Regions from separate parts of the Mus musculus genome. Here all the other regions are linked to region 1. Evidence: chromatin loops called from intact Hi-C (ENCODE). Cell type or tissue: left cerebral cortex. All regions are shown on one strand.

Evidence for each region. Hi-C counts contacts between places; a loop is a spot of excess contacts. Peaks named below come from ENCODE experiments on the same cell type or tissue, not always from the same donor. Only the 100,000 strongest peaks of a DNase experiment are listed, where the experiment ranks them.
Region 2: a loop joins it to region 1, with 4 times the contacts of the local background. A loop is called at or near these places in 16 of 42 quality-filtered maps.
Region 3: it touches region 1 in a loop (6-fold over the local background); 7 of 42 quality-filtered maps call a loop at or near these places.
Region 4: a loop joins it to region 1, with 6 times the contacts of the local background. A loop is called at or near these places in 3 of 42 quality-filtered maps.
Region 5: it touches region 1 in a loop (3-fold over the local background); 26 of 42 quality-filtered maps call a loop at or near these places.

What each region holds. Positions count from the first base shown.
Region 1 is chr9:111,915,824-111,920,823 of GRCm38, forward strand. It overlaps 4930545L08Rik (RIKEN cDNA 4930545L08 gene), which reads right to left and starts at 2,906. Exons shown (of 2, transcript NR_166641.1): 1 at 2,466-2,906. In left cerebral cortex, CTCF peaks have their summits at 1,564 (motif pointing left) and 2,945 (motif pointing left); DNase peaks (open chromatin) are centred at 1,546 and 2,937.
Region 2 is chr9:111,569,875-111,574,874 of GRCm38, forward strand. Stac (src homology three (SH3) and cysteine rich domain) reads right to left here. Exons shown (of 11, transcript NM_016853.3): 9 at 2,627-2,678; 10 at 2,390-2,527. Gm36088 (a long non-coding RNA gene) reads left to right here and starts at 4,036. Exons shown (of 3, transcript XR_379898.3): 1 at 4,036-4,285; 2 at 4,969-5,000. In left cerebral cortex, a CTCF peak has its summit at 1,907 (motif pointing right); DNase peaks (open chromatin) are centred at 1,901 and 4,140.
Region 3 is chr9:111,353,513-111,358,512 of GRCm38, forward strand. The region is part of intron 8 of Trank1 (tetratricopeptide repeat and ankyrin repeat containing 1); the gene reads left to right. Among named protein-coding and RNA genes, the nearest start is that of Trank1, 44 kb to the left of the region's middle. In left cerebral cortex, a CTCF peak has its summit at 3,016 (motif pointing right); a DNase peak (open chromatin) is centred at 3,042.
Region 4 is chr9:113,642,615-113,647,614 of GRCm38, forward strand. It overlaps Gm36745 (a long non-coding RNA gene), which reads right to left and starts at 994. Exons shown (of 5, transcript XR_379913.3): 1 at 819-994. In left cerebral cortex, a CTCF peak has its summit at 3,094 (motif pointing left); DNase peaks (open chromatin) are centred at 1,205, 1,650, 2,378, 3,062 and 4 more places; H3K27ac peaks cover 1,931 bases.
Region 5 is chr9:111,548,981-111,553,980 of GRCm38, forward strand. No RefSeq gene overlaps it. Among named protein-coding and RNA genes, the nearest start is that of Gm36088, 22 kb to the right of the region's middle. In left cerebral cortex, a CTCF peak has its summit at 2,672 (motif pointing right); a DNase peak (open chromatin) is centred at 2,671.

The DNA.
Region 1 (5,000 bases):
ATACACTGAGTTTTGACAGAAACTCTTGTACAGTGATGTGAAAGCCTAAATGAAGTATGGAGGAACCAAGACTACAACCAAGGAGAATGGAGACGTTGTGGCCTGTTATCACCACTTTTATGAAGCTGGAGAAAAGTCATTATAGATCACCTTGTCACATAGAAAAGAACCTTTTGTATTTCCAAAACAACAACAAAAACCCTTAATTTTTCTATTGAGTTGGAAATGAACCCCACATGTAAGCACTCTCTTCAGAGATTAAGCAGAAACTAGCTCATATTTCCATAGGATCTAAAGCACAATAGTAACACCTTTTCCACAAGGACCTCCTAAAACTAGCAACTTTTTACTGGTGTTTTATACAACTTAGTTGTGACCAAAGATAATCCAAGTTATAATGTAATCCACTACATTATATAATGGAATCCAATCCATTATAGGCCGCCATCTACGGGAGCTGTCGTGACAGTCACTGCAAGTGGGGCTTCTCATCAGAGCAGGAACATGGTGACACATGTTCCTAAGACACAAAACACTTGGGTTTTTTTTTTAACCCTTAAAGGTTTATTTCAGTGTGTGTGTGTGTGTGTGTGTGTGAGAGAGAGAGAGAGAGAGAGAGAGAGAGAGAGAGAGAGAGAGAGAGTCAGTCTACAGGCCCATGTAGGTACCCAGGGAGGCCAGAAGAGAAAGTAGAATGACTAGCGGTCGGAATTACATGCAATTGTGAATTGCCGGATGTGGGTGCTGGGAACATCACGCTGGTCCTCTGCCAGAGCAGCAAGTGCTCTTAACCACTGAAGCATGGAGCACTTCCTCCACACAGAGGGCGATGGGTGTACACATACTGTATTGACCTTAAATTCCCCATCCAGACTCCAATCAAAATGCCCTCCTCAGCACTCCAAGAATCAGGAACAACTACAGGGGAGTGGTAGTGTACAGTTTCCTCTGGACACAGAAATTTGGGAGAAAGTCAACAAAGCAGGCATCTTGCCTTCGCTGCCACAAGGCTATCCGTTAGCAAAGGCCAGCCTCTGAGGTACCCTCCACAGTGTCTCCCACGTGACCCCGCGCACCCTGCAAGGCCAACCCCCTGGCAGGGCATCTTCTGTCTCCAGGCTTCCCTCTGGTGGCTGGCATGACCCTTCTTCTATCCACGGGTAGATTTTTCCTTCTCCTCTTGTCAGCCCAAAGCTCTCCTATGTATCCTTCAGAATCCAGGCTACATTTCTTTTTGTCTCACATCATCCCGTGCCAGTGCTGATCCAGGGACAGGGGAATCCCTCTCCCCACCGCCTCCCACTTCACACACAAACTTCAGATCACTATCAGTCTTCTTTGTAGGAGGCTTTGACTCAGTTTTACATTGCAGAGTTCTCATCTTCTGAGCAATCAAGGGGAACTATGACACTGTATAAGCATGTAAGCATCTTTCTGGCGCTGTAAACCGATGCGCCTTTGTCGTCGTTGGCCATTCCCCTTCTGCTGCTGTTTAAACAAGACCCCAAGCAACTGCTTCAGACCGCCCTAAGCCGGGATGAATAAAAGGGGAACACTGCCCTCTGGAGGCTGCAAAGAGAAGAGGGCTTCGTGTTTGGTCTCTAAAGGAAAGAAAGTAGCATCCTATTTCACAAACTCAAAGGCAGGCAGGTGAGCTTCCATGAGCACCGCTAGAGATGGAGTCATCTGTCCACAGGGGATATATTTTTAAGAATCTGAGAGAAATCAGAGACATAATTTTGAAATGAGCAAGTGAAGGTCATTCCTGAGACTCCAGTTGTCTACTGGGAGTCCCTAATGCTCGAGGTACCTCATGTTTGATGTAAGGTGTTTTGCTGGAGAGGGTAATTCTATGTATGTGGAAGAAATGCAAAAACCGATCCAAACCAAGCCAAACCAAACAAACCAACCAAAAAAAAAAAAAATAAAAAAAAAAAATAAAAAGAAGAAAAAGAAGAAGAAGAAGAAGAAGAAATGAAACAAAACAAGAACCCAATAAGAACCCAATTAGTCCGTGTGGTGGTGCAAGTCTTCAGTCTTAGCATTCAGGAGACAAAATTGAGATGATTAGGAGTTCAAAGCCAGTCTCATCCATTTAATGAGTTCAAGGCTAGGTTGTTCACAGAGATACCCCCCTCCCATACACACAATTCAGAAAAAAAAAGTACCAACCAACAACTCTATGCTATATATTTCTTAATATTTTTGACACAAAGAGTAATGCCTAAAATTCATTTCCCTCTATAACATTGTAAGGGAGTTAACCAATAAAACACTTTTTGTTGGGGGTTGGTAGATTGTAAGAACTCATTAGTCTCCCTGTGGTTAAACCCTAGGGCAAAGAAAATAAATAAAGTTAAATTAAATTAAAACAGTTTTCTATTGGTTAAAAAGAATAAAAAGGGAAAATGGAAGACAAGCACCCACCTGGAACAAGACGGAGAAACAAAATGGCGGTTATTTACCTGAAAGAGAAGAGCCAGGGAACAGGCAAGAGTGGGTGGGTATCCTGGAGCCTCTGCAAGCCCACAGGCAGTTAGAAGAGTTTGAATGGAAGCTGCGCAGACAGAAATTCCAAGTGAGGCTGTTAACTGTGAGTAGCAGAGAAAGTCAGCACTTTCCATTTCCATGGGTGTGCCTTCACAGGCATGTGTACACACACCTGCAAGTGCAGGGCATGGTGGGTGGCCTGCCCCATAGTTGCTTCTTAGTGAGTCGCCCAAGTTCATCCTGGAATCTCCAGTTCAGGAACTCAGAGCTTCCGTCTCAATATTTTTAACGTTTCAAACTCGCGATGCAAGTCTGTAAGTACCAACCCTCCCCTGCTTGGAACTTCCTACCATAGACATCCCATACATCAGGACCCTGTTTTCATCTGGTCCAGTGCAGGATGCTGAGCTGTGCTTGAGGCGCCGGCGCTGGAGCTGGTGGAGAGCGCCACCTGCTGTCGCTCGTTGTGCCTTGTGTGCTGTGTGTTCCAGAGCTTCCGCCACTTGGACATAGCTTTCCTCAAGATAGTCTTGGTTCTTTTGGGTCATTTTGCCCAAATGCAAACGCATTTGCATTGTGGAGGGTGATGATAACCGAGAGAAAAACCTCAAATGAAACACAGTTTCTGCATGTTTAACCCACAGTAAAGGAGAGGAAAAGAAAAACTGGCCAGCTTCTTCTTCTTCTTTTTTTTTTTTTTTTTTTTTTTTGAGACAATTTTACAAGGTCAGTTAGAGAATTCAATTCTGTGCCCCAGGAAAAGCATCTAAAAGCCATTCTCCCGGCTTTATAAGATAAACGAGTTGGAATAGCATCGATATTGAACACTCTCAAATTAGCAAACAGCTTCGTCCCTGGCTCATACAGGGAACCCATTCAGTCAGCTTGACTGTAAAATTCTCCAGCATTGGTTTCAGCCCCATGGACCCCCCCTTGCCACCCCCACACACTGTGCTCCACTTCTGTTTGCAAAGGGAGGCTAGAGGAGGGGGAAATGAAAGAGGCGTAGGTTTAGAAGACCCACTAAATACAGAAGGTGGGGTCTCTAGTACCACACACATCTCTTTAATGTGATTGATTGGAGGGAAACCCTTCTTATATTTTTGGTTGTGAGCCTAGCCTTTAATGGCTGATCCATCTCTCCAGCCTGGGGTAAGCATTCTTGACAACAACCCAATGTGTGTGTGTGTGGGGGGGGGGGGGTGTGTGTCTTATTTTCTTCTGATCCCTGGCTTTCTCAGCAGTCTTTACTCACACACCACCTTTGCAGCTATAATTATACAAGGCACCCTGTAATGTGAGTCAAAATGCGCTGCACTGGAAATCTGAAGAGCTGGGCTTAGTTTTAGTGCTTTACAGCAACTGCAGAAGTGGCCTCAAGGTGCTAAAATTCCCCCCTAGATTCCAGTTATTTCACAGGTAAGAAAGGTATGTACTTTGGTGGCCAAAACCGTATCTGACCTTGGAGGCATGTCATGTATTGTGACCATAAGAACGCCCATTAATAAGACTACATTTTTAGAATAGTATAATTAAAAGGAATAATTTGTAAAGGTGATTTAGCCTTCGGAATCCCCAGTTGACAGAAGCAGTGGGCACGCTACTGTATTGTTATCATCACTCCTTAAGATGATGGCATAGAATTTTGTTGGGTAGCCTGAGAGAATTGCATCTGAGTGTGTGACTAACAAGAGTTCAAGTTTAAAGCACAATTCGTGTGAAATATCCAACAGAGAAGATAGCTTCATTTCACAATCATGCTGGTATCTTGAGTTGAATTACCACTCTCAAAAATTATCATCGTAAGCCACAGAGATCGGGGCTTTGTATCTGTGCCAGTAACAAGTTATTTAGTCTGGAATCAGCTAAGGCTGCCTTATGTTGGCCCTCATACTGCAATGCAGACATCTGTTTAGGGAAGCTGATGTGTGTAGCTATCCTATTTTTTATTTGTGTAGTATATTTTGAAAAAAAAATTGGTTTAGAAATCTTTTTACATGTATTATTTACTGTGTGCCTGTGAGTGAAGTGGAAATGTAAGGGTTCTTTGTAAAATCGGCTGGATGGTGTTTTGTTTGAGAAAACACATGAAGGAACATTTTGCTGAAGCAGACACAGGAGAGAGGATGTGCTGCTCAAACAAGCATGTGAAAGGAAACGTGATGAAAGATGCTGTGCTAATGACACACGTTTATTGTTCTGCCTTACAATGAGCAGTTGAACTGCGTTTGTCAGGATGCCATAGAGAGAAATGACCACAATCTTCTGGCGGTGTACTGCAGTTTCTTGCTGCTTCCCCGGACTTGGGCTCATTGAATGCACATGCAAGGCACGTGGAGGACACCTGATGTTTGGAGGGTATAAGTAGGACTCCATGGAGTGATGAAAACAGAGAGCTTGGTTTGCCGGTACAGCTAGCTGTCAATGCTGTAGGTCTTGCATCTTCAGTGATCATCCTTTCCCTGAAAGAGGCACAGCTGAGAACTTCTCCTGGTGTTCCTGCTGGTCCC
Region 2 (5,000 bases), 350 kb before region 1:
CTGAAGCAACTATGAAAATTCGGGAGCCGATGCATACTAGCATTTATAGAAAACCAATTTCACCAGCTTCGTCTGCTGCTGTTGTTAAAATATATGGAAAACTATGTTTTGATTTACTGGTATGTTACCTTCAATCATTTTTATTTGCTTGATTTTAAAAGTAATAGACAATTTTTTTTTGTAAAAGCCATTTCTTCACATTGTACTTTTATTTAGATGTTTCTTTTCCTTTCCTTTCTTTTTTTTTTTTCTTTTTGACATTCTATTGACTAGCTACAAGGAAAAAAAAAGAATCATTATTTTTGTGTGGGGCTTCTTTCTTTTAAACACTGGAAAGCAAGCTCTGGGCCTTGTGTTTTATCACTGAGTTCTATCCTAAGCCTTTGCTATTTTGAGACAGGTTCTTGGTTGCTATGCAGTTCAGCCTAGCTTTTAACTCACTACATACAGACTTTGAACTTGAAATTTTCTTGCCTGTGTTTCCTGGGTGCTGGAATTACAAGGGGTGAACTAGATGTCCAGAGTGAGGAGACATCTGTCAAGTTGAAAAAGTCATTTGGAGTCACATATAGGAAAGAAAACTGTTGATTAAATTGAGTAAAACATTATTTTAGAACAATAAATCAGTTATAATTATAAAGTAATGACTGATTGTGTGTGTGTGTGTGTGTGTGTGTGTGTGTGTGTGTGTGTGTGAGACTTCAGAACTGTCTTTGAAGGTAATCCACCCAAAATGGGAGAGGATGGCTAGAGAGATGACAACAGCACTGGCTGCTCTTCCAGAGGACTCAGGTTCAATTCTCAGCACCCACATGTTGACTAGCAACTCTAGATCACAGGGGATTCAGTGTCCCACCTGGCCTCTACAGCATCAGGCATGCATGTAGTGCTCAGACATCTACACTGGCACAATCTCCACACACATACAATAAAATAATAAATAATGCCATCTAAGGTACATTTGGAGCAACTGTGTTGGACAGACAAGTATTACATTATGAATTCATATTTCATTATTTAATTTCTTGAAGACTGAGCCTTCTCATATTTCATACTCAACTAGAGATATCCATTGATTGCCTTGAGAAATGCTGGAGTTACTATATTGTTACCAAGAATGCAGAAAGAGGCAAACTTCTGACTTCCCAAACTGGATATTGGCAATCAATCATCTGTGAGACTTCATTGTGAAAGAAAGGAAAATTCTAACTTCTGGCTCCCAGCATCCTCCTCTAACACATCCAGATCGGTCTTGGAGATACGATCATGTTTTGCCCAGCACTGAAGACGGTGCATGCACAGTGAGAAGAAATAAGTAGGACAGAAGGACAGAAGGACACCCTTGCTGTGCTGGAGGGACAGAAGGACACCCTCTCTGTGCTGGAGGGAGACATCCAGAGAGGAGCAGGGCAGAACTGAGCTGTGCTGTCCTGTTTGTTTCTGTCTATATTCCAGGGGCTGGGTAAGGAGTCCAGAAGGAAGTGACTAAGCACATTATAGAGGCAGAGGGCTCAGGACAATCAACAGAGCAGAAGGTATCAGGAATGTGTCGATTAGGTACAGGGAAATGTCCAGAGTCTCTGCCTGAGTTGATTTTTTCCTCTGTATTTTGTCTCTGTCTTATGTTATTATGTCCTTTAGGAGACCCATAGAGGCTTGGGTCTTGAGAAGGAAATCTGAGTGGGCTTCATGTGATTGGAGCCAACACACCAAACCCTGGAACACAGCACCACACAATGCCATGTTTCTCTTTAGGTGATGACGTATTGGTGGGGGCCGGCCCAGAGTAAAAACTGGAGTAGCTGCTAACTTCAGTGACTACAGATGCAAGTGCTCTGACAGATACCATTGGGTGAGTGAGTGTAGTGGTTTGAATGAGGAAGGTTTCCTACAGGCTCAGGTATCTGAACATCTGGTCCCCAGCAGGTGGCACTGTTTGGAGAGGATACAGGACCTTTAGTAGGTGGAGCCTTGCTGGAGAGAGTGAGTCACTAGGGGCGGGCTTTGAGGCTTTATCGGTTATTCCCACTTCCTGTCTCTCTTGTTGGAATGAAATGCGATTGGACAGCTTCCTCTTCCTGTTGTGAGGTTTTCATTGCCTGTTGCCATGCCTGAGCCTTCCCAGCCATTCTGGACTTTCATGGTCTGAAACTCCAAGCTAAAATAAACACTCTCCCCACCAACTTACTTTTAGTTATGGTGTTCCATTATAATAATAAAAGCAGAAGGTTCCTGGCATGTCAGTTTTGCATGTAGGATTCTAACTACCCTTGTACCTTGGGCTTATAATCATCTTTTCTCAAGAGGCACACTTCTTTTGTCCCTGTTTGTGGTGTGTGTGTGTGTGTGTGTGTGTGTGTGTGTGTGTGTGTGTGTGATCTTTACTTACCTGGTTCTCTTTCAGTGTTATCTGCCCCTGGTCCTTGCAGCCAATGAAGGTTCGAACACACCTATAAATCTTCTCATGCTCTTCTACTCTCTGAACAAAGTTGGCTGGAAAGAAACCAACCCTGTCCTGAATCTTTCCCTGAAATGGAAGAGGAGGCGTTCAGTGGCAAATGCAACATTTATTGTAACTGTCATCACCAAAGGATTCTTATTTCTTTTTAAAGTCTGAAACACTTACTTTCCACCAGTCTTCATTGGAGTCTTCTAGGAGAGTGATCATGTCTCCTGGCCTAAAAATGAAGGATGCATGAGTTAGGGGGGCAGAAGTCAGATGAGGAAGAGAAAATACTCTTTAGCGTGAGGTAGTTTTTCATTCACGCAAATTATCCTAAAATAAATAGAAGTAAAGGAAGCATGTTTCCACTGGCTCTTCCCTTCCAAGGAAACGGAAAGTAAATATTCACATTGCAAAAATGGCCAGGCTTAGTATTCAATAAGTATCAGGGTATATTTTGCCCCAAAGTATATCTTCCTCCCATCTTCTGTATTTCCTATCCAATTTCCTCATGCATTTGATATGTAGATACAGGCTATATTTTGCTTTTATATTGTTTAGTAATTATTAAAGCCAGTCATTCTCCTTATTATTATCTTTATTTGGGATGGTTTGATTGGATTAAAAAGCACACAGGCAAGACTGGGGCGATGTCTCAGTGGTTAAGAGCACTTGGCTGCTCAACCAGAGGACACAGATTCAATTCCCAACACCCACATGGCATCTTACAACTGTCTGTAGCTTCCGGTCCAGAGGATCTGCCACCCTCACACAGACGTACATGCTGACAAATGCCAATGCAGGTGAAATTTACAAAAGAAAAGAGAAGAAAAGCAGAGTATGGGTGAGGCAAGGTTTCATGTATGTTGATCAGGCTGGTCTCAAACTCAGTAAGTAAATAAGGATGAGGGAAGGCTCTCTTTGCATGTTTGCCTCTTTAGAGCCCAATGCAATTTCTAAGGCTACTCCAGACTCAAGGGACAGAAGGCCCCACATTTGTGAGAGGTACTGCAATATCTCAAGCTATGGGAAGGAGAGCACACACAGGGAGGGAGGAACTTAGAGCAGTCAATGTTACTGAAAACCCAGAGTCGGGGATTTTGCCCAGTGTTTGAATTGACTCCTATACCCAGGGGTTTATTTTCATTTTTTTATGAGTACAAATTTAAAAAAAAATTAAGACCTATTATCACATTGTTGCCCAGGCTGGCCTGGGACTTATTTTGTAGCCCAAGCTTGTCTTGAACTTGCTGTGGTCTGCTGGCTTCAGCCTCCTGGTGTGGGGATGCCCAGGTTGTGCCACAATGGCCTGTCATTTTTGGGCCTTTGGTTATCTGGGAATCTCCCAAGATTCCTGTTCTTTCCTGTTCCCCTCCCAACATTCTTATGAAGTCTAGCTGTTCTCTTACTAGATGAATTCACATCATTTGAATTCCTATGTTATTAGCCTTACAAAGTTGGTAGACAGTGGGTATCACCCATCTCTATTCTGACTGACTGCTTATGTCTACGGCCTCCACTGTTTTATTTTGTGCAGTATCAGAAGCACTCTTTTAAAAACCCTCATTTTTGAGATCCTTGGGAGCCGGACAGAGCAGAGCAGAACGGAGCAGAGCAGATTAGATTCCTGTGTTCACTTTGTTCTCCTGCCTCAATCTCTTCTGCGGTCACTGCCAAGTCTCAGTTATTTTGGTCCAGGCTTCCCATGTAGGCACCACGCCATGCTCCCTGCGGTTCCACAGAAAACTATGGAGACAGTGATCAGTGGAACCTGTCAGGTTTATTCAAGGGCAGCTCAGAAGGAAGACTCCAGTCATGGATTGCTACCTTTGGAAGGCTCAGGTGTGTGAAGAGCTCTCATGGAGCCCCAAGGGGCTATGGCAAAGCAATGGGTAGGGAGTCTGTATGCTGGTTGAGTTCTCCAGTGCACTTCTTCCTTTCCCTGACCCTCTTCTTCCTCGTTTCCCTCCTCCTCTTCCTTATCCTCTTTTATTTCTTGTGTCTGATGTGTTAGTGCATGATGTAAGTGTGGGTACCACATCGAGTACTTGGGAATCAGAGGGGAATCTTGCGTATCAGTCCTCCCTTCCACCTTATTGGATGCAGGCTGTTTTGTTGTTTACTGGTGTACTGCATATCCAAGGCTTGCTGGCCTCCAGGAACGCCCATAGATATCTTCTTATTTCCACCTCCCATCTTGCCCTAAGGGTACTGGGGTGACAGACATGCTCTACCATGTCTGGGTTTTACATGGGTTCCGGGGGATTTGAACTCAGGTCCTCACCCTTCACTTTAAGCACCTTAGACACTGAGCCATCTCCCCAGCCCTTTTCTTCTTCTGAAGTCCGTTGACCTATGGCCTCTGCCTCTGTTGGAACAGCTGTGCTTTCCTTCACAAAATGTATTAATATTTTTATAATTTTGTGTGGATACTTCAGGATTTAGAATCTCATGTGAAGGGGATGGATCACTGAAAGATTAAGAATGTAGGGCAAAAGTCACACTCTCTACCCACTCTGTTACAGCAGCCCCGAAGCAGTAAACGCGGGTGACATTT
Region 3 (5,000 bases), 560 kb before region 1:
CATTGGCTAAATTTGCCAGTTGTAGTTTATCTACTTCCCTCTCACATGCATATACTTAATTTTTTCAGCTTTTCCTGTTATAATCCCCATTGCTTACTGCTACAATTTAAGATTTGGAAAACCATGATTTTAATTTCTAAGAATTCTTTCTTGTTTTGATTATTTTTTTTTCTTGAGAAATTTTATTTGATGTGTATGACTGTTTTACATGCATGCATATCATTGCACCTCGGCGTGCCTGCTGCTCTCAGAGGCCAGAAGAGAGTATTAGATCCACAGAAACCAGAGCTACACATGGTTGTGAGCTGCCTTGTGGGTGCTGGGATTGAGCCCAGGTTCTCTAGCAGGGCAGCCAGTGCTTTTAGAAGCTGAACCTTCTCTCCAGCATGCTTCTTACTGTAGTGGATCTTTGTTCTCATCTACCTCATCTTGGGTTACATTCGAGGATATCTCCCCCACCCGGGATGATTTCTGTTCCTTTTGAGATTTTGCTCTTCTTTTTCCTGCTTCTCCCTGATGCTATTGTTTTCTCTTAACTATCTCCCCATTCTTCTGCCACTTATGTTTGTAAATGGAAGACTAGATGAAATGGTTACTGTTTGTATCCCCAAGGTATTTAAATTCCTCAGAAAGACCCATCCTCTCCCTTGTACGGGTAAATGAAGGCCACCTTGGGAGACAGTCTGATGTCATCTCAGGATTTTGGAATTGGCAGAGTTTAATGAGGTTTTTGAAAGATTTATTTATTATTTTGTTTTATGGGTGTGAGTGTTTTACCTACAGGGGTGTAAGTGCACCATGTATATGTAGTACCCCAAGAGTCTAGACAAGGGTGTCAGATCCCCTTGAACTGGAGTTACAGGTGACTGTGAGCTGATGTGTTGGAGATGGGAATCAAACCTGGGTACTCTTGGAGAACATTAAGTATTTTTAACCCCCTGGCCTAGCTCTTCAGCTTCCATAAGGCAATTTTTTTTGTTGTTGTTGGGGAGATTGTTTTAACTTTTACTTACTAATTTAAAGTCCCTTCTGTTGTGTTCTTGAGGTCATGATAATAAGAAGAGGGAAACATTTGTGGCATCTCAATCCTCCCTCCTTCCCATGGATGCCCACCCTTCAGACTGTGATAGACCAGGTTTTTTTTAAATGTATTCATGTTTTAAGAAATTGAGATTTTTCTCCCTCTGTAGGGCAGTGTAATTAACCAACAATTGTGACATGCTTTCTGATAGCTTGTTTATATAATCTCAGTTTCAGAATGGCCTTCACAATTTTAGAAATCTAAAGTAACAAAAGAGGTTGCTTTGCCTATGAATTTTGAAGTTTTAGGAAAACTTAAAAGAACTGTTAGTAGATTGAAGTGGCTGACATGTTTACAAAATATTATTAATTCTTGTCTTAATTCTTAGAATAGCTCAAATATAGTTTTTTAATGGAGCCTTTTAACATCATCTAACCCTAAAAGCATTTTATCTGATTCAGGCTTTATTTATTTTTCGTGATGCTGGGGTTGGAACCCAGAGCCTTATCCTTGCTAAGTAGTGCTCTACCTCTGAGCCATACCCTAACTCTGAGACAGCCTTCCTCCTGCTCTTCTCTGACATTAATTAAGTAGCTGGTTTTGGAACCAAGAGACTAGGCTCAGTGGACTCTATGCTTGTCTTCATTGTGCTCATCAGGGTGAAGTTGTACTCACTGGCAGGAAAGCATGCAGAAGAGGAATGCAGAGTATTCCAGGACTGCTAGCCGTCTCCCCAGGGAGCCTGGTAGCAGTGCTTGCAGTCCGATGCAGAGTCTAGTTCTCAGTTGGTCCCAGCTCTCACTGGACCCAGCTCTCAGTACTGATTGTGCAGAAGTGGTATTTCTTGCTATGATGAAATAGTGAAAGAACGACAATAGAGAAACGCAGAATTAAAAGTGAAAATATAAAAGGATCTAATCAAGCAAGAAAAGAAGTTAGTGGCAGGAAGGGATTGTAAATTGAGTTCTCCTGTATTTATCAAAGTGTCCTACAAGTTTGTCCTTGAATGCAATTCTGAGTAGGATGGCGTACCACACGGTCCCTTTGAAGGTATATAGCTGCCTGGAGTTGCCTACATCTATTTTGTTTTTAAGATTTTTCCCGTTGTACAATTTAAAAAACTATAACGAGAACGGAATAGTTTTTTATTTAAAATCAGCTCCATGTAATGTGATGTCTGAGGAGATGGACTGTTCTGTGTCTCTAGTCTCATGATAGCCATTAGTCACATATGGCTATTAATGTATATGGTTTATGTATTTATATAGGTAAACTAATGGTCACTGTATCTGACTACTTTTAAATTTTAGCCCTTCAAGAGGCCTTTATATCCAAACAGTAGTTGAGAAGATGAAGAAGCCAAGGAAAAGGGTGTTGGGGTACTGGCGTGAAGATGAATCTAACTTTGCTTGTGTGGGCTCTACCTCCACATTGTCATCAACTGAGAGGACAAGTAAAAGTACTAGTTTGTGGAGAATCCGCCCTGTGGGCTCATGAATCCATCTTGATCAGTCTGCTGTGTGATCCGATGAGTTTTTACACATGTGGTCCTGAGCTCAGCACTGATCCGATGAGTTTTTACACGTGTGGTCCTGAGCTTAGCACTGATCCGATGGACAGGGCTTGTTGGTTTTGCACCGGGAAGAATGAACACGCGTACAGAACAGGACTGACAGCGCTTTCTCCATTTACTGTTTCTGTACGTTGTGGACACCATTCACTGCTGGTGGGACTGATCTCTCTGGATAGTGTGGTCTTTGGCATCAAGTGAGAAACACATGATTTTGCTGAATATTTCTACTGTTCTCAAGACCGATACTTCTCAATGTTTATATGCACATATGTGCATGCAAATTTCGGTTTGGGAAGTTAAGAGGGACACTAGATTCGGCATTTCTCACCTCTCACCAGGGAATGCCATTTTGAGCAATAAAGCTTTAATCTTGGTCAATCAAGATTGTAAAATTGTCTTTGACAGCTCTTGATGGTCACCACCAGATGGCATCATGTCCATGTGCTCTGGTTGCTGCTGCTAGGCCTTTTCTTAGGACCAGGAGCCTTTATCTGCTGCTGCCTGTGGTCTCATACCCACCCTAGGCTTTGCCTAATGAGCTCCGGGTCCAGCTCTGAAGGGGAGCTGGCTGTTTTTTGCCAGGAGACTGCCCCTTGTCAGTGAGTGCAGCCTCAGGCTGTGGTTCTAGGATGTCAGATATGTTTCCTCTTTTTTTGTAAACTAGTATTTTAAAGAAAATTCATGAAATGTAGAAAGCAAATACTAATTTCCCATGGATTCGCCTACCAGGAAAACTTGATGTGTCTGGGAACTGGTCATTTAGTCTTTTATTCTATGTGTAGGTATTGGTTTTCTTTTTCTTTTATAAATTGGTACTGATATGTTAGCTTGAGTAAACTGTGTGTAATAAAACTTATTAGTTTTGTCTTTTATACCTTGAGTGTAGACTTTGGGTAAAACTGAAGTCTCTTTTTTAAATGATTTGTGTCTATTTTTGACAAATTCTGAGCTCGATTGCAATTTCAGAAGTTCTTTTTAATTTTGATTTCAAATATTTTTATTTTTATTTACTAAATATGATCACTGTAGAAAATTTGCAAAAATGGAATTTTGTGTACCAACACCAATGTGTTGTTAATTATTCTTTGGTATATTTTCATTTTGCCTTTCTTGCTTATGTTTAAGCCAATAGTCATCTTTTTAAAAAAAATCTTTGATTACAGCATACAAACAATTTTGTTTTCTGATGTTTCTTTTGTTTCATACTAAGCTTATGGAACTTTTGAAAAAAAGGAACAGAAATTTTACGTAATAAAAAAACACCTGCAGCCTTCATTCAGGGACACCATTTGTCACATTTAGAATGGCCCTTCTAAACCTCTGTGTTGTTTATAACATTTTATGACCCCTGCCTCACAAGCTGAAGGTTTTCCAGTCTGCAGCTGCCTTCTTAACTAGTCTATATCCTGCAATCATGGCTTGGCTTGTTTTTTTTTTTTTTTTTTTCCTGTTAATTTTTCTGTGACTTTTATGCTAACCTAATTTTCCTGTGGGAAGAATGATCTTTCTGAAAGGCTTTTTAAAGGCACTGCGCAGGGAGAAGTGGCAAACTCCCGTCAGCCTGGTAGGAAACTGTTGGTTTCGGTGTAGTTGTAGGCTCAAAGGATAAACAAAAGGAAAGAAATTAGGTTCAGAGGCCTCTATCTCTCTCCCCTCTATCCTTCCTTCTCTCCTATCCAGGTGTGTGGAGAAGGCATAGCAGATAATATAACTCTGCCTGGACTTCCTCTGGTCTCTTAAGCATTCTGTGCGCCCCTGACATTGATGGGCCTTCACTTTGACTTTGGGCTCATGAAAGCTGTTTTGCTCATGTGCCTTAAAGTTTTTGTAGTGCTATCAATAAAAGCTGGTGCTGAAATAATTTTTATATGCTGCAGTCATTTGTCTCTTCTGTAGATACTGGCTGAGGTTTAGGCTATTGTAAAATTGAATGCTTCTTTTTTTTTCTTTCTGAGCAAATCAGGAAACTATCCTAAAAGAACTTTAGATGGTAAACCTTAGATAATTATGGAAGGTTTTAGGGTCTAAACAGTTAAAGTTTAGCATTTAAAAACTTGGGGTATGTGTTGGGTTTTATAAAAAGATAAGGAGAGAGAATATGTTTGGTGGATGTGTAGTCAGGTGTGGGGGATGGGGGTGCCTCTGTGGGCCCATTCTGAGGCATAGAGTAGAGTCTATTAAGGGCATGGGGAGGGGAGTTGAGAGGGTAGGGGAGAGAGAGAGAGAGAGAGAGAGAGAGAGAGAGAGAGAGAGAGCGCCATGAGCATGTGGAGAGAGAGGGGGGAGGGGGAATAGGGAGGGGGTGGACAGAGCAAAGAGCAAGAAAGCAAGAGAGAGAGAGGAGGGGGCAAGCAGCAAGTCAGGCACACCTGGCTGTTGCCAGGTAACTGTGGGGCGGAGCCTGGA
Region 4 (5,000 bases), 1.7 Mb after region 1:
ATCCAGGCAAAATATCCATACACATAAAATAAATATTTTTAAATTGTATAAATGTAACAGGGCTGCAAAGATGACCCACTGGCTAAAGCACTTTTCATACGAGCATGAGTACTGGAGTTTGGGTCCCCCTAAATCCACAGAAATGTAGGAGAGGTGTGATAGTCAGCCTGAAATTCCACCCTCAGAAGGCAGAGACGGGACCCTCAGAGCAAGCTGGCTACTGAGACTAGCCATATCGGTGAGCTCTGGGTTTGATTAAGAGGCCTGCCTCAATGAGTAAGAAGGAAGTGAGATACAGGATGAATCCCGACATTAACCCTGTGTCTCCACATGAGCACACATATGCATGCACACACACACACAAAGCCAGAAAATAAAAAATATATTACTTGATCAATTACTTTAGTAAAACGTCCATAAATGAATGAGGCAATTTATTAGGCAATGATCAGAAACTGGTATAGTTGCCAACACACCAGGACCTCCAAGAAAACAGTTGGCATCCTGAGGGGCTGGAGTCATGTCAGTTCCTGAAGGCGACCTGTGGTGCTGGTCACAGAGCTGAGAGAAGGCGTGTCTTACCTCCCGACCCTGCCAGTGCCCGACCCCACACTACCTCCCCACAGCTCCAGCAACAGCTATCCCATCCTTCCTCCTGCCAGCACCAGTCCCTCATTATCCCTCCTCCACCAACACCCTACTGTTATCCCACGGACCACACCAAACCAGCTGACCACCTACCACCTCCATCGCCTGTTTTGCTCTGACTTTAAAATGTGCCCTAAAGGGGGCTCACATGTTGAGTGTTTGGTCCTTACCTGGCTGTGCTGTTTGGGGAGGTTCGGGGAATTCGAGCTGCCTCCTCCACAGGTTCCTACCCTCGAGAAGTACTGCTTCACCAGCGGCCCTGTACCAGAGTCATACGTGCACGAGCCCTCTGAGACTGTGAGTGAAGTGATCCCACCCCATCCCCACCCCCCGCCACACGACCAACACCTCATCTGTCTGTACACTTCACCCCAGCAACGGTACCACCAGTTCCTCACCACCTTGCCTTCATCCTCACCACAACCCTACCGTTATAGTCCCGCCACTACCCACCCCTGCTCTCCCGCCTGTAACCGCCCCCTCTCCCGCCTGCTCTCTTTCCACCTGCCTAGTGTTCAGGAAACGGCATCCAGAGATGTGAGATCACAGGTCCACACTGTCCAATCGCCGTTAAATTTATTGCCGGAGCACCATTAGCAAGTTAGCTGGAACAACAGGAGCGATGACCACAGCAGAGCGTTGAAGCAGCTGCAGCCCTCCAGGGCCTAAGTGCTCGTAACTGCTGTATTCAGAAAGCTGCTGTTATTTTACAGGTTAGAAACTGAAACGCTGAGACCCTAAGTAATTGGCTTAAAGCCTGCAGTCAGTAATTGTCCGACTGGGATTTACCATGGACGGGGCAGCTCGAGGGCCTGTGCCCTTAAACAATTCATCATGCTGTCAGCTCACAAACTCAGTCTTGGGCACCTTAGGGAAGGGTGTCTGTTAGGTTCACTGGGTTTAGGACACCAGTGCCATCTGGTGAAGCAGGGTATAGTAAAAGCTCACACCCTTGGCTACAAAAATCCACCTTGAGCACCTGCTCAAAGGACAAGCTGCCTCCCACAGCCAGGCCCCATGCTGACCATGCATGCTGTATACACAGACTGTTTGATGCTCTCCCACCGTCATCCTGTGAGGCTGGTAATATTGCTAGGAACAAAATAATTCCTGTTCTGTATGTGAGAAAAGAGAGTAAGTTAGCACCCGGCTGGCATGTCTCGGAGGACTCACAAGTTCCCCAGAATGTCCCAAGCATTCTGAGAGGTCCTCTCCCTCTCCTGGGCTCCAGAATCTGGGATGGAGTCTGGAGAGGACAGCTTTCAATAGCTTTGTGAACAAATGAAAGAAAGAAAGAAAGAAAGAAAGAAAGAAAGAAAGAAAGAAAGAAAGAAAGAAAGAAAGGAAGGAAGAAGGCAGGGAGGGAGGGAGGGAGGGAGGGAGGGAGGGAGGGAGGAAGGAAGGAAGGAAGGAAGGAAGGAAGAAAGGAAGGAAGGAAGGAAGGAAGGAAGGAAGGAAGGAAGGAAGGAAAGATGGCTCATATTTGATATAAGGGTGAGAGCAGGCACCCAAAAGACCTTGGGGCCAAGGCACCAGGCGACTGAGGAATGTTCACTTCGGAGCCCTCTGAACCGATGCTTCATACACACACACACCCAACTGCTTTCCTCCAGCCTGACCTACTTTGGGCCAAGCAGGGTTTGCAGAGCATTGAACAAATGATGCTGACTTGTAGAAGTGGCTGCTGCCCTTTGCAATTAGATGCTTTGAGACCTCTCCTCTGTCCCTGCAATAAAGACAGTGACCTAAGTGCTGATGTGGCCAAAGGACAAGGGACGACGTGAAATTGTTCCCATTAAAATTAGCCCTAGGGGCAAACAGTAAAACCAAGCAGAAAACCTGGCCGGGTCCTCAGGTTTTTAGTGCAAGATCACAGCCTACGTCCATTTAGAGTGTTCTCCTACCCTTCCTTCAAACCCTTCCAGCCCATCGCCTAACACACACACACACACACACACACACACACACACACACACACACACACCTCACAGACGCTGTATTAACAGAAAACCTCCAGCTATGTGTCTATTCATGCAGAATAGCAAATAAATAGCAACTAAGTATCTTCTTCTCCACACTCTGCAAGGTCTGGGGTGGGTGTGCAGGTGCAGGGCGCTAGCGCATCGTTGGTGGCTGGGGACGGGGAGTGTGGGGGAGGGGGTACAGACGGGGGGGGGGGGGGGGGGGAGGACAGGACTGTGAACACTAACCTTCATGTTCTCACCTAACCCTGGGGAACCCACCCTTTCATCTATCCTTCCTGGATTCACAAGACAAGAATTCTTCAGCTCCTGGTGGGGAGCCACCACAGAGCCTCATCACAGGGCTCTGATCACACTGTTAACTCAAAAGAAAACTTGAACCAATTTTAGAACAAGGCTAAGAGGCCAGAAGAAAAATCCCTGCTGCGAGGTCTTGAAACATAAATTGTGAGATGTCGCCATCTTGTGGTCACCTATGGGGTTGCCATTCTTATTCCATACCCAATAGACTATTGAATTCTGTCAGCTGCGGCCACCATCTCCCCCTTTCCCTAGACCCAAACATCAGTATCAGTTTTGCTGAAGCGGCAGGCTGAAGGTTTGCACAGCAGAAATACATCTGTCCCAGTGGCAAGGGTCGGGGACTGGGGATGCTTTCGGTACAAGCCTGACCTGAGTTCAATCACTGGGTCCCACATAAAGGTGGAAGGATAGAAACAACTCCACATGGTGCCCTCTGACCTCCAGTCGTGAGCCTCAGCACACGTGCTCAGACACACTAGGAGTAGTAGTAAGTACTTCTGCCATTGAATATGGCCTGATGCAGGAAGTGACTATGAACTAAGCCTATTAACTGAGAAACACTTTGAATGTGGTTTGCTTCCATCTCCGAAGCACATCTTCTGGGGTGATGAGAAACCATCTTAGTGATCACTGTCTGGATCTTCACACAGTCAACCACAGTGGTGCAGGTACCACCCTGGATGGCCACAAACCCTGTCCTTTCAGCTGTGGGCATTTCACCTTACAGAAAACATGACACCTCTAAGAATGTTCCAATACTACTATGCCAGCCCTCCTCCCAGATCTTATCTTTGACTCTTAGACATAGAGGCCAGCTCCTGCTCGCACCCATGACTGCTCCACATGGGGAGAGGTTTCCACAGTGTAATGGTTATCATATTTGCCTCATACATTTTAATACAGCATTCACTTCACGCTTTCTCCTTCAACCTCACTCTCACTCAAAATGCAAATACCAGGCGGCAGCAGCAATATCCCTAGAACCTAGAATATAAGTCTGTCACCTTGCAATTTAATTTAGTTAGTTTTTATATACTCTCTCTCTCTCTCTCTCCCTCCCCCCCCATTTTTGTTGTTGGTGTTTTGAGACAGGGTTTCTCTGTGTAGTTCTTGCTGTCCTGAAACTCACTGTGCAGACCAGCTGACCTCAAACTCACAGAGATTGTCTTGCTTTCCCTCGCAAGTGCTGGGATTAAAGATGTATACCACTATGACTGGCAAGATAAAAGAGAGAGAGAGAGAGAGAGAGAGAGAGAGAGAGAGAGAGAGGGAGAGGGAGAGGGAGAGGGAGAGGGAGAGGGAGAGGGAGAGGGAGAGGGAGAGGGAGAGGGAGAGGGAGAGGGAGAGGGAGAGGGAGAGGGAGAGGGAGAGGGAGAGGGAGAGGGAGAGGGAGAGGGAGAGGGAGAGGGAGAGGGAGAGGGAGAAGTTTGAGGCCAGCCTGGTCTAGAGGCCAGCCTTGTCTCCAAAGAAACAGTCCAGGATGATCTCAAACCTGCTATTTAGCCAAAGGATGACCTTGGATGACCTTGCACTTCTCATCCCCCTTCCTCCACCTCCCAAGTTTGGGATTATAGGCACCAGCTTTGTGTGCTGCTGGGTACCTAGCCCAGAGCTTCTGGATACTAGGCCAGCATTCTACCAACTGATCCACATCCACAGGCTCAAACATATAATTCTGAATGGCTAAGTAGGGGAAAACATGGATGGGTGGGTGGGTGGATGGACCAACTGACAAACAGACGGATGGGTAGACAGACGGAACAAAAGCACCTATAAATAAACTCCAAAGAAAGAGAAATTTTAGAAACTTTAACATTCGATCATATTGAAAGCCCAGTTCCACCATATCCCAGACGCTATCTTCTCTGGGTCACGATTCTTCTATTCCAACAAAGTGAGGCAAAGTGAGAGGAGACCTCCAGCGTGGCTGTTGAGCTAAATACTTAACCGACCTGGAATAGCATGCTCAAAGCTTGCTGAAATCCCAGAGTTCAGGCTACCTGCTAGTGCAGCAGCAGCGGCAGAAGCACCGTAGAAGCTGGAAGCTTCCCAGACCCAGCTCAGCTC
Region 5 (5,000 bases), 370 kb before region 1:
GAAACCTGGATGCTCCCAGTGGGAGATGGCAGAGTCTGGCTTTGCAGAAGAGGCTGAGAGCAGTGCCCTAAAGAAATGGGTGTGTCAGGCTGGAGAGATGGCTCAGTGCATAAAGTGCTCTGAGTGTGGTGCTAGTGTGGGATCTGAGTTGGGATTCCCAGAATCCTCTGTAGCATTCATCTGTAATCCTAGGTCTCCAAAGAAGAGATGGAAGGCAGAGACTGGAGAATCCATAGCAGGCCTCAGGCCAGGCAGTTTAACATAAACAAAGGTCACCTGAGTTTCTCATCTGTCATCCACATGCATACGCTGACACACACGGTCCTGTTTGGTTCTCCTTCCTCCCTCTACCTCCCTCTTACACACACACACACACACACACACACACACACACACACACACACACACACATATATATATATATATATATATAGAGAGAGAGAGAGAGAGAGAGAGAGAGAAATACAGTATTTTTAAAAGGTAATTCAGCACTCCAATAGCCAGGCAGGTCGGCTGGGTGGGGTGTGAGGACAGTGGGAACTCCTGAGGGTCAGAGGGGGTCCTGCATGTTTTACCTGTAAGCTCAGCTCAGTGCTCACATGCAGAGCTGAGTCACATTTATGTGTGCAGAAGCTAATGGTGAGAGGTACACGGGACTGAGGGACACACAGCGCCAGCTCCTAGGTGCCATGTACCTCTCCCAATTTTCAGAGCACTGAGAGAATGGGAGCTGCGTCCTTTCTGCAATTCAATTCCCACATGAGCTTTCTCTGTGAGCTAACCAGACCCGGAGCCAGGAAATCTCGAGATACTGTTCCAGGTTAGGTCCTCATGGGCCAGGCCTGCAAAGCCATAGCATGTTAGACACTGATTGTGTAGTGTCTGATAATAAATGTCACCTACTGTCATGGTCATATTAGGAGGAGAAAGAGGTGGAAAGTTTTGGTCTGAGGAAAGCAGGAACAGAGAGGTGGCAGTGCCCAGAGTCTGATGAGGTGTGGGCTCAAGGGCTGCTCTGAAACCTTTTACTGCAAAAATTTATTTTAGGTTTTAGTTGTGGTATGTGTATGTATGTGTGTGTGGTGTGAGTGTTGTGTGTGGTGTGTATGGTATGTAAGTGGTGTATGTGTGTGCGTGTGTGTGTTGTGGTGTGAGTGGTGTGTGTGTGTTGTTTGTAATATGGGAGGTATGTGTGTGTGTGGTGTGTGTGTGTGGTGTGGTGTGGTGTGGTGTGGTGTGGTGTGGTGTGGTGTGGTGTGTATGTGTGTGTGTGTAAATGAACCTATGTGTAGATGCCTGAGGTGGCCAGAAAAGGGCATCAGATGCCCTGGAGTTGGAGTTATAGGGGTTGTGAAGTTGTGATTCAGCTGCTATGGGTCTTGGGAGCTGATCCTCTGAAACGCAGCCAAGGTCTCCGCCTAGTCCCTGCACCTCCCACAGTCTTTCACACCATGTGAAGCTGACAGGCTGGTCAGGCTCTTCTTCAAATGCGGATGAAAGGTCTCTGCCCCTGCCAGGGCACAGAGCTATTTCTCAGCCTCTCTTTGCGCCCTGCTCCCTGGCACAGGTTTGTGGTGGCCGTGGGGACTTGACCGCAGGCAGGAAGTGTGTAGGCTCGTATTGGATTCCATATTGCACGGTGTTATGAACCGATCTCGTTGACGCTGATGCTTTCTCCAATTAAGGCAACCTCTGTCTCAGCACCTCCCCCCACCCCCATATCCCATAACCTGCACAGCCGTGTTAGGCAAATACTGGAACTAGTAGGTATTGTCCCCAAGAACCCCATCTGTGCCTCTGGGGATCCCTGCATACGCTATCTGTGCCCCTGTGAACCCCTGGCCTTCATATGAACCACGCGTGCGCACGTAAGGAGGGGCGCCTCGGCAGCAATTCTGAAGCATTTCGCCATGCCTCAGTTTATTTGCGTGGAAGATAAGGCTGTCAGCCACCTTCCCCAAAAGGATATTCTGAGCTTTCACATAGAAGGCTTGACATTTATTAACCAGGGTCATATGAGAGTCCTGATTTAATCTCTGAAAAAAAAAATGCTTTGAGAGTCGCAGACATAGGGACCATATAAGCATAAAGAATTTTGCCCATAGCCCCTGAGGGAGGCGGCGACCAGTCGATAGGGGCGTGGGCTAAGTCTTGGTTCCTCTGCTTTACCCTCAGGTTCCAGAGCAGTGAAGGGGAGAGTCAGAGGCGACCAGTGCACTCTTTCTGGTTTGCAAGAAACATTAACCATTCGCATTCTAAATGGATGATGAAAATTCTGAAACATGAAAAGACAGAAGCCTCGTGGTCAAAAGCTATGAGACAAGTAGCTTCCTAGTAGGAAGATAATATTCTGGAAGAACAACAGGAAAACTTGACAAGATTAGTATAAACACATTGCACACGGTACTGGTTGATATAAGGATATTTTCATATGGGCATATGATGAACTCTGAGGATACCACCTCCCATGTCTTCCCTCGCCTCCCTTTCTTTCCCTTTCTCTGCCTGTTAGCCTAATTCACATCCATAGGCTACTTCAACCTTCGTGTCATATGTTGGTGCATGAACTCACGTATCTATACATCTATGATCCACAAAGGAGAGAAAATGTACTGTTTGTCTTCCCGAGTTCGACTTAATATGACAACCTGCAGTTACAGTTCCGACCACTGGGAGGCGCTGCTGCAGCAAACACGGATGTGAGAGTGTCTCTTTGGGGTGTTGACTACAGTTCTCTGGATGATACCCAGTGTTACTAAAATGATAAAATAATCTTTCACGGACTATGTCATTTACAGGTGTTGTATTTTAGAATACATGTCTAGATTAATAGTGGATCTAGACTTACCCAGGAGCAAATACTGTTGTCACTGTTCTTGTATTCATCACACACACTATGCTTTTTGGAAGGATGGAGGGAAGGCAATCAGAGCTGAATTCCCGTGAAGGGAAGAAGGCCAGAGACCTTCCATGGTGGAAGCCGCAAGGAGCTGACGCAATAGGGATAGTGAAGAGAAACCGGAAGCACTGTCAGTCGCTCTCATGTGAGGAACGTTTTGAGGTTCTGTGCCTGCTTCCCATTTTTCATTTAAAAAGATTTATTTTTCATTATGTGTTTGTGTGTGGGAATGTGCACACCAGTGCTGGTCACTGTGGAGCCAGAGACAATGGATCGATCTCTTAGGAGCTGGAGTCACAGGAGGTTGTGAATACCCTGACACGGGTTCTAGGAACCAAACTCTGGTCCCTGAAAGAGTGGGGATCACTCTTACTTGCTGAGCATCACAACAAGCCCCCCCCCCCGCCCTTTTATTTCTGAGAGTGAAACTCACTAAGAATTTCTGATTGTTTCTTTTCTAGCCTGTCAGTTTGGGGTTTTCCAAAAGTAATCTATTTTCTATAGCTATCAGTTTTCAAATCGGAAACCCAATAGAAGTCATGTGTGCACGTCCACGTGTTCACATGTATGCATGCACGAAGTCCAGAGAACACCTAGAAACAATTCCATGTCCAGCACGAAAGGATGAGTTTAGGGAGCCAATAGATACGGCTCCACTCACACTGACTGGTCCTCGAGCGGGGAAAGTGCTGAGAATCTTAGAATCAGGTTTAGGAGGCTGACATGGTTTCACTTGGGAGATGACGTCCTGGGTGGCTTCCCATGGTGCCCTCACCAGGGACCGTAAAGCTCATGCCACAGACAGGGGTCTGTTTTCTGCAACTGCCAGGACTAGGGACTAGAGGTATAAACCCTTAGGGCTTCTCCTATCATCATTCCGAGTAAAAGCTCTTGGTTTGTAACTAAAAATTGTATTTACATAATTTATATTCAATAATTCATTAATCATAATTATTAATTATAATGTATTAAAATTCATGAGGTTTTTTTACAGAGGGGAAGAGTTCTCAAAGGCCCCCCCCCCCCCCCGGGCTTACTGAGCTCTTTGATCTGCTGAGGACAGGAGGAAGAATTTCTGGAAGAAGATGGGTTCCTTGGGGGCTGGTAGGGGGAGGGTTAGGGAGAGCAGAGGGGAGCAGGGAGGAAGGCTCAGGGAAATGGTGGACAGCCCAGCTAAGATTCCCCCTGGACTTCTCTGTTGACCTCATCGGGTCAATTCTTCTAAGCCCAGCACATGATTTATAGGGTGGATTTCTTGTAAACAATGTTGAAGTGACAGAATTTTGCCTCTAGCCCGAGTCAGAAACAGCTTTCAAGGTCATAGGCTCAGTGAGGCAAATCAGAACATAGTCTTTGGATCTTTCTAGAAATTGTGACAAAGGTTTTTATACTTGTTTGTATAAAGAACTTGAAACTCCCAAATATCTTTCTCTGGATTTTCAAAGAACAAAGAGACCCAGGCTGGCTGGTACTTCTGCTTTGGATACATATTCATTTTGATGGAAAATGTTACGGTTTGTTGAACACTTCCTCTCTCTAGAGAGGATTGTGCTGGGTATAAGGAAAAAAGAGTCAACTATCTTACACACAAATGTGTATTCCTGAAACTATGACAAAGGTCAGTTCTTTCTCGTACATTGCTCATAATCTAGTGACAGAGGGACTAGCAACATCAGAATTTATGAAGCAGGGCAAGATAGGACATCCTACCTTGGCAGAGCATAGACAGTCAAGAAATGATAATGGATCATCATGGGTAAATGGTTCAGGAGGAGACAACTTCATGCCCTCATGCACAGTAATTATCAAAAGCCAGAACCTATACCGAGATCTTCATATCTGACACCCCGTACCAACCCTTGGGTCTTGCTGATTTATAGTTGAGGAAATGACCTGCGAATTTATACAACCACGCTGAGCACAGGAATCCCATCGGCCACCACCTTAGGGCCACCTGTTAGGGCACTGGGTTTTTATTTGCTGTTTCTAATGGGGTACCAGCATAAGAAGTCTCGGGGTTAATTTCAGGCACAGACTTACTCTCTCTACTTTACTTGGACACCACCCACAACTTGAGATTAAGGGTTCCTGACATGCAAAC